3 separate regions of the Homo sapiens genome follow, and all the other regions are linked to region 3. Evidence: chromatin contacts called from ENCODE Hi-C data. All regions are on one chromosome and are shown on one strand. Each heading gives the region's core, a stretch centred on a gene start or an enhancer-like site at or near the end of the contact. The rest is flanking DNA. Distances are from core to core; before and after follow the strand shown.

Region 1 (3,510 bases), core at 588-3,087, 640 kb after region 3:
CCTGAGGCCAGTGTGGACCAGGACAAATCCTAACAGGATGGACTGGGCCGTTCTAAGCAACAGGACCTTCTAACCTCCTTTCTGAACACTGTGAGGCCAACTGCAAAGGTACCCCCCCACCCCCAATTCCGATGTCCTTTCCTCCCATACCATGTTAGACCGTTGCAACACGTTGCCTCGTTTTCAAAAAACAATAACAAAACTTCTAGGACACAAGCTCTGAAGGAAATTGTCAAGAAAGTGCGCTGGCTGACTTGTGAAATAATCTAATGTTACTAATTCTTATAATACATTGTAATGATTTAAGACTTACAGCAAACTACTGTGAACTTTCAATAACCCTATAAATAACACGTGCCATTCCCGTCTTTAAAACTTAAATAACACCATGCAACATAAAACAGAAACATCTCCAAAGTGGTTTTTAAAGTCTGTTCGCGGTTCTGGTGCCTCCCGCGTGTAATCCGCAGAAATCTCACTGAAATAGGCTGAACTCACAAGGCCTTAGAGGGGTTTGGGCCCTGCCGCGGGGGCCCACGTGGGAAGCGGCCGAGAGCCCCGGGCCAGGCTCTAAGGGAGCGCAGGAGGATGCCGTCCCCAGCCGGCCGTCCCGTAGACTCTCCGCGCGTACCCGCGTCCTGGGCTCGGGGGCCCAGTCCCGGAAAGCCCTCTCGGGGGCTGTCAGCTACGGAGGCGCAGGTCGCGTCTGCCCGGTCGCTCCTGCTCGCAGACATCCAGGCCGACGGCCCGCGCGGTCCGGAGAGTCAGCAGTCGCGGCCGAGCAGGACAATCGGCCCAGGACCTGCGCTTCCAGAGCGTGCGGCTTCTGAAGCCTAGGCGCCGGCCGGATCGATCGCGCGCAGGGCGGACCCAGGCGGCCGGGGTGGGGGCGGCTGCGCTGCCCGAGGCGCCCGGCCCAGAGACGGCGGCCGGGCCAAGGTCACACAGCGCCCACGCCCGCTCCCCCGCGCCCCGGCCGCCGAGGCCCGGCGCCCCCGCCCCCCGCGTTCGGGCCGGCCGCGGGGCCTCAGTTTCCCCGCAGGGCCGGGTCGGGGCGGGGGCGTGGCGGCCCGGGGCCCGCGTACCTGTGGAAGGAGACGGCGCGCTTCTCGCCCTTTCCCTGCCGGTTGGAGCAGTTCACGGCCGCACAGCAGATCACCATCGCGGGCCTTGGCCCAGCCGCGCAGCCAGGCCCCGGCCCTAGCCGCCCGCCCGCCCGCGGACCGCCCCGAGGGAGGGAGCGCGGCGGCGACACGGCTCGGGACGTGGGCCGGCCCGCGGCGTCCGCGCCGTACGGCAAGATGGAGGCGCAGGCGCCCGCAGCGGGCCCGCCCCCGCCCCAGCCCCCGCCCGCGTCCTCGCCAGCCGCGGGTTCGGGCGTCTTCGGACCAGCGGGGCGCCGCAGGCCCCTCGCAGCGTCCGTCGGCAGGCGGGCAGACGGGCGGGGGAGTCGCCCCGGCGGGGCAAGTCCGTACCGCGACATGGGCGCGCCGAGCACGTCCGTACCGCAAGATGGCTGCTCGGACGGGGACAGAGCTCGCCTCTGCCGCCTCGACAACTGCTCCTGGGTCCTCTAAGAGGAGGAAGCGCCACCCATGGCACACAGTGTCCCGTCGGACAGCAGAACCAGCCGTCGTCCCACGACACGACCCCATGCCGCCCGCAGGGCGCCCCGGGGCTCGCGTCGGCCCGGCCGTACGCCAAAATGGCGGCTCCCGCGTATTTCCGCTCGCGCGCCGTATCGTCTTCGCCGCCTGCGCCGGCACACCTATTGGCCCCCGCGGCGTCCCGTCGCCGCGTCGCGTTGCTGGCCCGTCGGAGCGACGCCGCTCGGGTCAGTCGGCGGCCGGACTGGGAAGATGGACGCAGGTGAGGAGTTGCCGGGGGTCGGTCTTTCCGCAGGAGGTGCTCGCCTTATCATTGGCCTCCCCTGCTCGGGTCGGGCTGCCGCGACTCGCCTCGGGGCACGCCGGTGCGGGCCAGGCTGGGCCGGGGCGGCGGGCGCTGCGGGAGCGCGGGGCGGTGTTGGTGGGTGGTGGGCGGTGGGAGCGGGAGGGGGACGGCGGCGCACTGCGCCGCGGAACCCGCCGTCGGTTGCGCTGGAGCTTCTGCTTTTCCGGTCCCGTCCGGAGCGCTCCGGAGGTTGTGGCTGCACAGGCCCTTGCGCCAGGTCGGCCGTGGAGGGCGGCGGAGCCTGCCGGGCGGGGAGAGGCGCGGCGGCGAACGGGGCGGCCGCGGTCCGGGCCGGGGACGCGAGCGGCGGGCGAAAGCGTAGCCTTTCCGCAGCTGAGCGTGAAGGGATGGAAGCTCTTTAACTTTTATGAAGTTATTGGTAGGTTGGAGGAGAGAAACGTGACGTGTTCATCACAGTATACGTATCTTTTTTGTTTTTGTCTTCAATTTAGTAACCAGTAGATTCTCCAAGCTGCTTTTCCGTGACGAGAAAGAGAAACAGTGAATTTGTATCATCGGGTCTTAGTTTCTTGGGGTCCTAAGAGAGAGAGAAAGAGAAGGAGTGTGTGTGTGTGTGTATAGGGAGTGTTGGTTTTTTTCCTATCCTTTCATGCTTCCGCTCCATTTTTGCTAGCAAGATTATTTTAAGTCAGCGCCAAACCCATCGCTAGCCCAGTAGCCCTAGAAATATTTTTACACAGAAGTTTTAGCTCATTCATTCTTTGTGGGAACTGATTTGCCTTTTACCAAGTATCCCCCATCTGTAAAGAAAGATTTTCATCTGGTTTAATTCTGTCATTCTGAATGGGATTGTTTTTACTTTTTATTTTTCTGGTAGCTACAACATAAATTTATTAAGATCTGAGTTGGAAAACTGTAATGTGTATTGCCAATATCTATTAAAATGATTTGTAGCAGCTCACCACTTAAATGTGGTAGGTGGCTGGAGGAAACAGGAGCCCTGACTCCCTAAGGAGCATGTTGACCAGGTGTATATCTTGTGAAGTTTGTCTTTTAGAATAACCGTCATTCACGGTTGAACTATTTGCAGCTGTGTACTATTTGTTGTTTACTATTTTACAACTGTTGTATTATATCTTTTTAGGTGTTATTGTTTGTGATGCAGGATTTTTCTCAGCCACTCTGGCAGCCAGAGACCTCCGGCTGGCGAGGCCCCTGCCCAGGCCTTGCTTGGGTCCAGGCTCGCCGCAGGAGATACCCCATCTACTTGGTCCACCGGTGGGCACCTGGTTTGCACTATGGCACGGATACCATGGCCACCATGACTGTATGCTCAGCCCCTGGCGGGAGTGGGTGTGTGGGTGAGTGAGTGCCGGGTCCCGCCAGCTGTTTCAAGCGCAGGCACCAGAGTGGGCTCTGCAGAGCTTACAGCTAGACATGTGGCAAGCAACTCCCACGGCGGACTCCAGCGTCCAGACAAAGGGACAGTGGATTCTGGTGTCCAGACAAGGGGAAGGTAGTGGCGCCCAAGCAGGGGTGCTTACAACCCTGAAGCCCAAGAGGGGGTGTTGCAGAGTGTCAGCAGCCCTGTTACTC
Region 2 (3,327 bases), core at 612-3,111, 740 kb after region 3:
TGGTGGCCCTGTCTGGGCATAACAGAAGGCTCGCACTCTTCTGGTCACTCCTCACTATGTCCCCTCAGCTCCTATCTCTGTATGGCCTGGTTTTTCCTAGGTTATGATTGTAGAGCGAGGATTATTATAATATTGGAATAAAGAGTAATTGCTACCAACTAATGATTAATGATATTCATATATAATCATATCTAAGATCTATATCTGGTATAACTATTCTTATTTTATTATACTGGAACAGCTCGTGTCTTCGGTCTCTTGCCTCGGCACCTGGGTGGCTTGCCGCCCACAGTTGGTATCGAACTCCTGACCTCAGGTGATCCACCTGCCTCAGCCTCCCAAAGTGCTGGTATTATGGGCGTGAGCCACCGTGCCTGGTCAGAAAAATCAGTTATTTTAGGGGATGGTATGGGTGGTAATCTTTATGGGTTTTGAATCATTCCTAATCCCAGGGGTCCAAGATGCCACTGGCCTGCTAGTCAAAGGGAGGGCGTGTGGAGGTCAGGTGGTAAGGGGGTCCACAGACCTCATCTGTGGTCGTCTTTCCAGTTCCTGAATGTGTAATTGCAACAGTTACCCTTGACAATGGGCAAACTCCCACACTCATCTGCAGAGCAAGGGCCAGCCAGGTAGGAAGGGCCAGGTGGATGTCTCCTTTCCAGGGTTGTATGAATGATTCACCTGGGAAGAAGGTGAGTGGCCTCTGGGGATGTGGTTAAGGAGGACAGGAATGACTCCTTGCAACTGCTGCTCCAGAGCCTCATCACCAGGACAAATCCAGCTCGCCGGTTTTCTGTGTGACTACCAGGACCCATCTGCTGTCACGGGCGTAGCCTCCACCTCTTGCACAGCTCCGCAGTCCTGCCTCGGGCCAAGTGTGGTCTCCTGCTCTCTGCCCTCATCTGCTCAGAGATTGGCATCCTCTGCACCCGCTAGGGTTCTATGGAATTGGGTGAGCTGAAGTAACAAGTGCTTTGGGAGGCCGACGCGGGCGGATCGCTTGAGTCCAGGAGTTCGAGACCAGCCTGGGCAGCACATGAGACCTCATCTCTACAAAAATACAACAACAACAAAAAATTAGCCGGGTGTGGTGGTGCACGCCCGTAGTCCCAGCTACTTGGGTGGCCGAGGTGGGAGGATGGTTTGAGCTCGGGAGGCAGAGGTTGCAGTGAGCTGAGATCAACCCCAGAACTCCAGCCTGGGCAACAGAGCTAGACCCTGTCTCAAAAAAACACAAAACAAGTGCTGGCGATGCCTCAGGCAGGGGATCCCAGGCCGGGAGGCTCCTCGGGACAGCAGTTACTGCGTCAGGAGGGCAGGAGCTCCCCAGGTGTGCAAAGGGTTTGAGGGCACGGAGGGCTGAACAGGCAGAAGGGACAGGGAGGCAAGAAAACACCTGCAGGAGGCAGCTGCCCCCTAAGCTAAGGCTGGGGACCCAGGAGGGGTGGTCCGTGCAGGAGCTGGGGAGGCCGCTGGGGAAAGGGGCGCCCCCTGGGCTCGGCCTCGGAGGAGCGGGCCGGCCCCCAGGTCCCTCGGCCGAGCCCACGTCCCGGGCCTCGTTCTGGAGAACCCTCCAGCTGCTGCTTGGGCGTCTTGGGCTGCGCTCAGCCTAGTCCCTTCTCTACCTGGAGGGATGCGCCCGACAGCCGGCGCGCCGGAGGCCCTCAGGAAACGCAGGACGAGGCGGTGGCCGTCGAGCCTCCGGTGCCAGTCGGGGCGGGGCTTGGACGGCGGGGCGGGGACTGTAGGCGCGCAGGGCTGGGCCTGGAGGGCAGGCGGGGCGGGGCCCGTTAGGCGCGCGGGGCGGGGCTTCGGCCGCTGGGCGGAGCCGTCAATGCGCAGGCGCGGCGTCGCCCCGCCCACTCCGGCTCGGCGGCTCTGGGCCTGCGGCGGGCGCTGCGGGTTGGAGCTCGGGACGTGATCGTGGGTGCGTGCGCGCGGCCGCGCGGAGCGCTGGGCTGAGGGTCCCGGTCTGCGGTTCAGCCGCGGGTCGGGGTGGCGGGGCGCGATCTCGGGCGCCGTCAGCCAGTCGGTGCCTGTGGGGGGAGGGGGACGGCGCTGCAGCTCGTCACGTGACCGCGTGGAACACGCGCGCGCGTCCGCGGGATCCCCTCGGGGGGCGAGCTCGGAGGAACGGGGTCCTGGGCAAGGTCCCGGCGAGGCCGCCCCGAGCCTGCGCGTCGCTAAGTCCAGGCCTGCTGCGTGGGGCTTCGCGCGCTCGCGGGGTTGCGGCCCGGGCAGGGGGAGGGCCCGGGTGCTCGGAGCCTTCCCTTCGCTGCCCTCCTGCCCCCTCCCTGCTTCTGCAAGCGTGTTTCAATTTGTACAACGTGCATAAAACATGAAATTACCCTTGGCCACTTCCAGGCGCGCAGCCAGCGGCTCCCTGCCCTTCCCCTCCGGGCCCTGAGTACCGGCCCCCCACCAAGGAGGAGCCCGAGGTCTCCGTCCCGGCGGCGATGCTGCCCCGTCGGCCTCTGGCGTGGCCCGCGTGGCTGTTGCGGGGTGCTCCGGGAGCCGCGGGTTCTTGGGGTCGGCCGGTTGGCCCCCTGGCCCGCAGAGGCTGCTGCTCCGCCCCGGGGACCCCCGAGGTGCCGCTGACCCGGGAGCGCTACCCCGTGCGGCGCTTGCCGTTCTCCACGGTGTCTAAGCAGGACCTGGCCGCCTTTGAGCGCATCGTGCCCGGCGGGGTCGTCACGGACCCGGAAGCGCTGCAGGCTCCCAACGTGGACTGGTTGCGGACGCTGCGAGGTGGGTGAGGCTTGGGAAGCTGCGGCGTTTCCGCGTCCCTGCTCCGCTGCGCCTTCCCGTGGAGGCTTCAAAGCGGGCTGAGAACAACCTGGATGGGGGTGCCAGCCCCTGGCTGCGCTGAGAGGGGCGTGTGCACCGCCACAGGCTGCTGGAATGAATGACCACGAACGAGTCGCTTAGAACAACCCAAGTTTTGTTGTTGTTGTTGTTTTGTTTTTTCTTTTTTTTAAGACGGAGTCTCACTCTGTCGCCAGGCTGGAGTGCAGTCACGGAGTTTCACTCTGTCGCCAGGCCGGAGTGCAGTGGCGCGACGTCGGCTCACTGCCACCTCTGCCTCCCGGGTTCAAGCGATTTGCCTGCCTCAGCCTCCCTAGTAGCTGCGACTACAGGCGCCCGCCACCACGTTCCGCTAATTTTTGTATTTTTAGTAGAGACAGGGTTTCACCATGTTGGCCAGGATGGTCTCGATCTCTTGACCTCGTGATCCGTCCGCCTCGGCTTCCCAAATTGCTGGGATTACAGGCGTGAGCCACCCCGCCCTGCCAACAACCCAAGTTTGCCTGGCGCAGTGGCTCTGCC
Region 3 (3,289 bases), core at 456-2,955:
GGCCTTGTCCTGACTCCACGGCCTGTGCCAGCCAGAGGTGGGAGCAGCCCTCCCTGACCAGGGAGGCCAGGGCTGGGCTGAGGAAGGGGTTAAAGCATGTTCTTGAGGCCCCACGTATGGGCATATGCTGCCTCCGTGCATGTGAATAAGTATGCATGTGTGCGTGGACGTGTGTGCATGTGCGTGGAGACATGTCTCTCCTTGCCAGGCTCTCACCGAGAGCCGGCCTCAAGTAGGGATTCTACAGTTCCACGCCCTCTCTGGTGCCTCCCTCCAAAGACAGGAGGCCTTGACCTTTCTGGCCCTGGAACCATGGCTGTGCTGCTGTCCTGGAGCTCTGAAAGCTGGGACGGTGACCTAAGGGCTAACTGCGGGACAGAGCCCTTCCCCTCCCAGGCCCAGTTTGCCTCTCTGCAAACAGAATTGCCACCCCATGCAGGGTGGGAGAGGCGCCAGGGGCAAGCTTTCAGGAGGTGCCAGTGCAGGGTCAGCTCCTCCTTAACAATTCTGCACCCGGCCCTGACACCAAGTCTAAAGGGTCATGAACCTCTGAGTGAAAACACCAAGTGCAGGATCTGTGAGAACCGGCAACACCCAGTCACACGCAGAGAACCCTCCGCTGCTTCTTAAAAATAACATTGACTGTGCCTGGCTCTCACTGAAAAACAACACGTGCTCACTTGAGATATTTCAGAAGATACAAACGCAAAGACAAACAAAAAACCACCCAGCACCTCAGTGGTAGATGCAGTTACCATCAGCCCGGCCTTTCCTGCTTGTCTTCGAGGGGTGCACTCTTATCTTTGGGGGCCCCAGTGTGGCACGCAGCCAACACCACCCAACACCAGGATCTAAGAGAAGAGACCACGGTGGGCCGGGTGAGTTCCAGGAATCAGACCCTGCCATGGGCCTGGGGACATAGAGGTGGTCCCGGCTGAGGCCCTGAGGAAGGACAGACAGGCAGCCCAGGCCAGCAGCCCAAGAGACAGGGGGCAGGGCTGGCAGGCCACAGGGTGGGGACCCTGAATTCAAATACTGGGACTCAGAGTCCTGCCCCCACCTGCCAAGGCCGGTGTCATGCACGCACTTGCCCCCAGGGCCTGAGTGGGTCAGTCTTCCCCACGGAGGGTTTGCTTTACCCAGGGGTCGCCCCGAGGTCCCGAGCCTCCCAGGAATTTCTCCTGATGCGGCCACGCAGATGCAAACACTTTGTTCCATGCCTCCTAGTCTCCGGCCCGGGCTCTTCCTCACACAGACCCAGGCAGGGAGTGGGCTCCGGGGTTAGTCTGCCCCTGTGGCTGGAAGCCTGGCGTCCCCATGCTCAGGGCTGGGAAGGGGGCAGCACGGAACGGGTTCATTCAGGCACTGCCTGGCCAGGGTCCCCTCCCGCCCCCCGCGTGATGACACGCCTTCAGGGCGGGCCCAGCGTCTCAGGCCTTAGGGACACAGGTCTGTCCCAGGACGGCACTGAGGGCCCAGGCGCCTCCACCAGGGTAGGGACCCAGGGCGGAGCATGGCCCCACCACAGGGCGCGCGCCCGCAGAGCCCTCACCTTGCCTGTGCCCACGCCAGGGGACTGAGCTCCCCGCGCGCCCGCGCCCTCCCACGGGGCCTGGCGCTTTAAGAGACGCCCGATTTGCATGGCCCCGCCCCCCCGAGTGACCGCCGGGCTGGATATTTAAATCGTGGCCCCAGGGGCGGGGCTGGCCCCGAACGCGGTCCCGCCCGGCGCTTTCCTCTGCGGAGCTGCGGCGAGAGCGCGGCCCGGCCGAACGGGCGCGGGACGCGGAGCCCCCGACGGCGCGGCCAGCGGGCGCGCCCGCGCTCCCCGCACCCCGCCTGGCCCTGCCGGCCACCCCCGCGCGCAGCCTAGTCCCCCAGCGCCCTGCTCCGCCAGCGCCCCGTCCCGCCCGCACACCTCCGCGATGCGGCACGGCGTCGCCTGGGCGCTGCTGGTGGCCGCGGCCCTGGGGCTTGGGGCGCGCGGGGTGCGCGGCGCGGTGGCCCTTGCCGACTTCTACCCGTTCGGCGCCGAGCGCGGCGACGCCGTCACCCCCAAGCAGGACGACGGCGGCTCGGGGCTGCGGCCGCTCTCGGTGCCCTTCCCGTTCTTCGGTGCCGAGCACTCCGGACTCTACGTGAGTAACCCCCGGGCTCGCGGGGCGCCCGGGAGGGGAGGGAGCTGCGCCCCGGCCGCTGCCCGCCGGGCCCGGACTCCCGCCGCCGCCGCCAGCCACTTGGCACCGGGGCGGCCCGAGGTGGAATGAGGACAGCGCTTCCTCCTCGGCGGCCAAGGCCGGACAGCGGCCCGCGGGAGAGGCGCGCGGGCGGGGCGGGGGCGGCAGCCGCCGGGCACCGAGGCGGGGGCGAGTGGAGCGCGGCGCCCCGGCCCCTGCCAGACCTGCCGAGCGCGTCTTCCCGGCGCCTGATTCCCAGGGGAGAGCAGGGGTCCTGGTACTGCCCTGGTTTTCACACATGGCAATGTGGCCGTGGGCACGGGCTTCCCGGGCCTCAGTTTCCCAAGTGGGGCGCCGGGCCTGCGAAGGTTGCAGCCCCTCCTTGGGCCATTTCAGCCCCGCCCCCCGTGGACGCCAGTGCGGCCCAGAGCCAGGAGGCTGGACCCCTTGCCCAGGCGCTCAGGGCAGGGCCTGCTTCTTCGCTGACCCTCCTAGGCGGGCTAGCAACAGGCTTGCCCCTCCCTGCCGTCCTCTCCGCAGTCTGGGGGCTGGCCGCTCAGGCTCAGACTCTCCAAACAGGACTCCCAGTGGGACTCCTGGGGCCAGGGACTCATGACAGCAGGCTCAGCTCAGCTGAAGGAACAGGCCCGAGTGCCGGTTCTGTCTCCATGGCTCCCAGAGTGTGACCCCAGGCCAAGCCCTTATGGCAGCCCAGGGAATGAAATGCACCTGGTAACTGCATGGAGCACTCGCCCTGAGTAGGCCACGGTGCACTGGTACCTGGTGGTTCCCTGAAACACCCCAGATCATATCTAGAAAACTGCTGGGCCAGCCTCAAGTAGAGTCCCCTCCAGCTCCGTCACCACGGCCACCTCCACCATCAGCCCTCTCATACCCTCGCCCACCTCCAGCCTCAACCCACTGCCAGCCACATCGCCTCTGCCATCTGTGCTGCCCGGAGTAACACCACCTGTACTGCCAACTCCTCCGTCAACACCACCTCCTTCAACCCCACCACCAGCAGCACTGCCTCCACCACCACCTTCCCCATGGTCCCCAGCTTCCCGTCGTCACCATCCACATCCTCTGCATGGTTGTCATCATCCCTCCCC

The links. Hi-C counts contacts between places; a loop is a spot of excess contacts on that map. Pooled maps may share reads with other maps.
Region 1: a loop to region 3 is called in a map of endothelial cell of umbilical vein, with 5 times the contacts of the local background. The contact joins the promoter of ATG4B here to the promoter of SNED1 in region 3. A Hi-C loop is called at or near these places in 1 of 168 maps with a recorded cell type or tissue (endothelial cell of umbilical vein).
Region 2: a loop to region 3 is called in a map of CD14-positive monocyte, with 4 times the contacts of the local background. The contact joins the promoter of D2HGDH here to the promoter of SNED1 in region 3. A Hi-C loop is called at or near these places in 2 of 168 maps with a recorded cell type or tissue (CD14-positive monocyte and gastrocnemius medialis) and 4 of 50 pooled maps.

Annotation. Positions count from the first base shown.
Region 1 is chr2:241,635,856-241,639,365 of GRCh38, forward strand. It overlaps ATG4B (autophagy related 4B cysteine peptidase), which reads left to right and starts at 1,838. Exons shown (of 13, transcript NM_013325.5): 1 at 1,838-1,869. The coding sequence starts at 1,860. It overlaps THAP4 (THAP domain containing 4), which reads right to left and starts at 1,303. Exons shown (of 6, transcript NM_015963.6): 1 at 1,086-1,303. The coding sequence starts at 1,162. RefSeq lists silencers at 826-965, 1,036-1,105, 1,136-1,485, 1,856-1,905, 1,926-2,115 and 1 more and enhancers at 1,459-2,386, 2,786-3,319.
Region 2 is chr2:241,732,769-241,736,095 of GRCh38, forward strand. D2HGDH (D-2-hydroxyglutarate dehydrogenase) reads left to right here and starts at 1,862. Exons shown (of 10, transcript NM_152783.5): 1 at 1,862-1,927; 2 at 2,365-2,748. The coding sequence starts at 2,457. RefSeq lists silencers at 1,389-1,438, 1,479-2,528, 2,539-2,648 and an enhancer at 2,689-2,928.
Region 3 is chr2:240,996,913-241,000,201 of GRCh38, forward strand. It overlaps SNED1 (sushi, nidogen and EGF like domains 1), which reads left to right and starts at 1,706. Exons shown (of 32, transcript NM_001080437.3): 1 at 1,706-2,138. The coding sequence starts at 1,926. RefSeq lists a silencer at 1,338-1,757.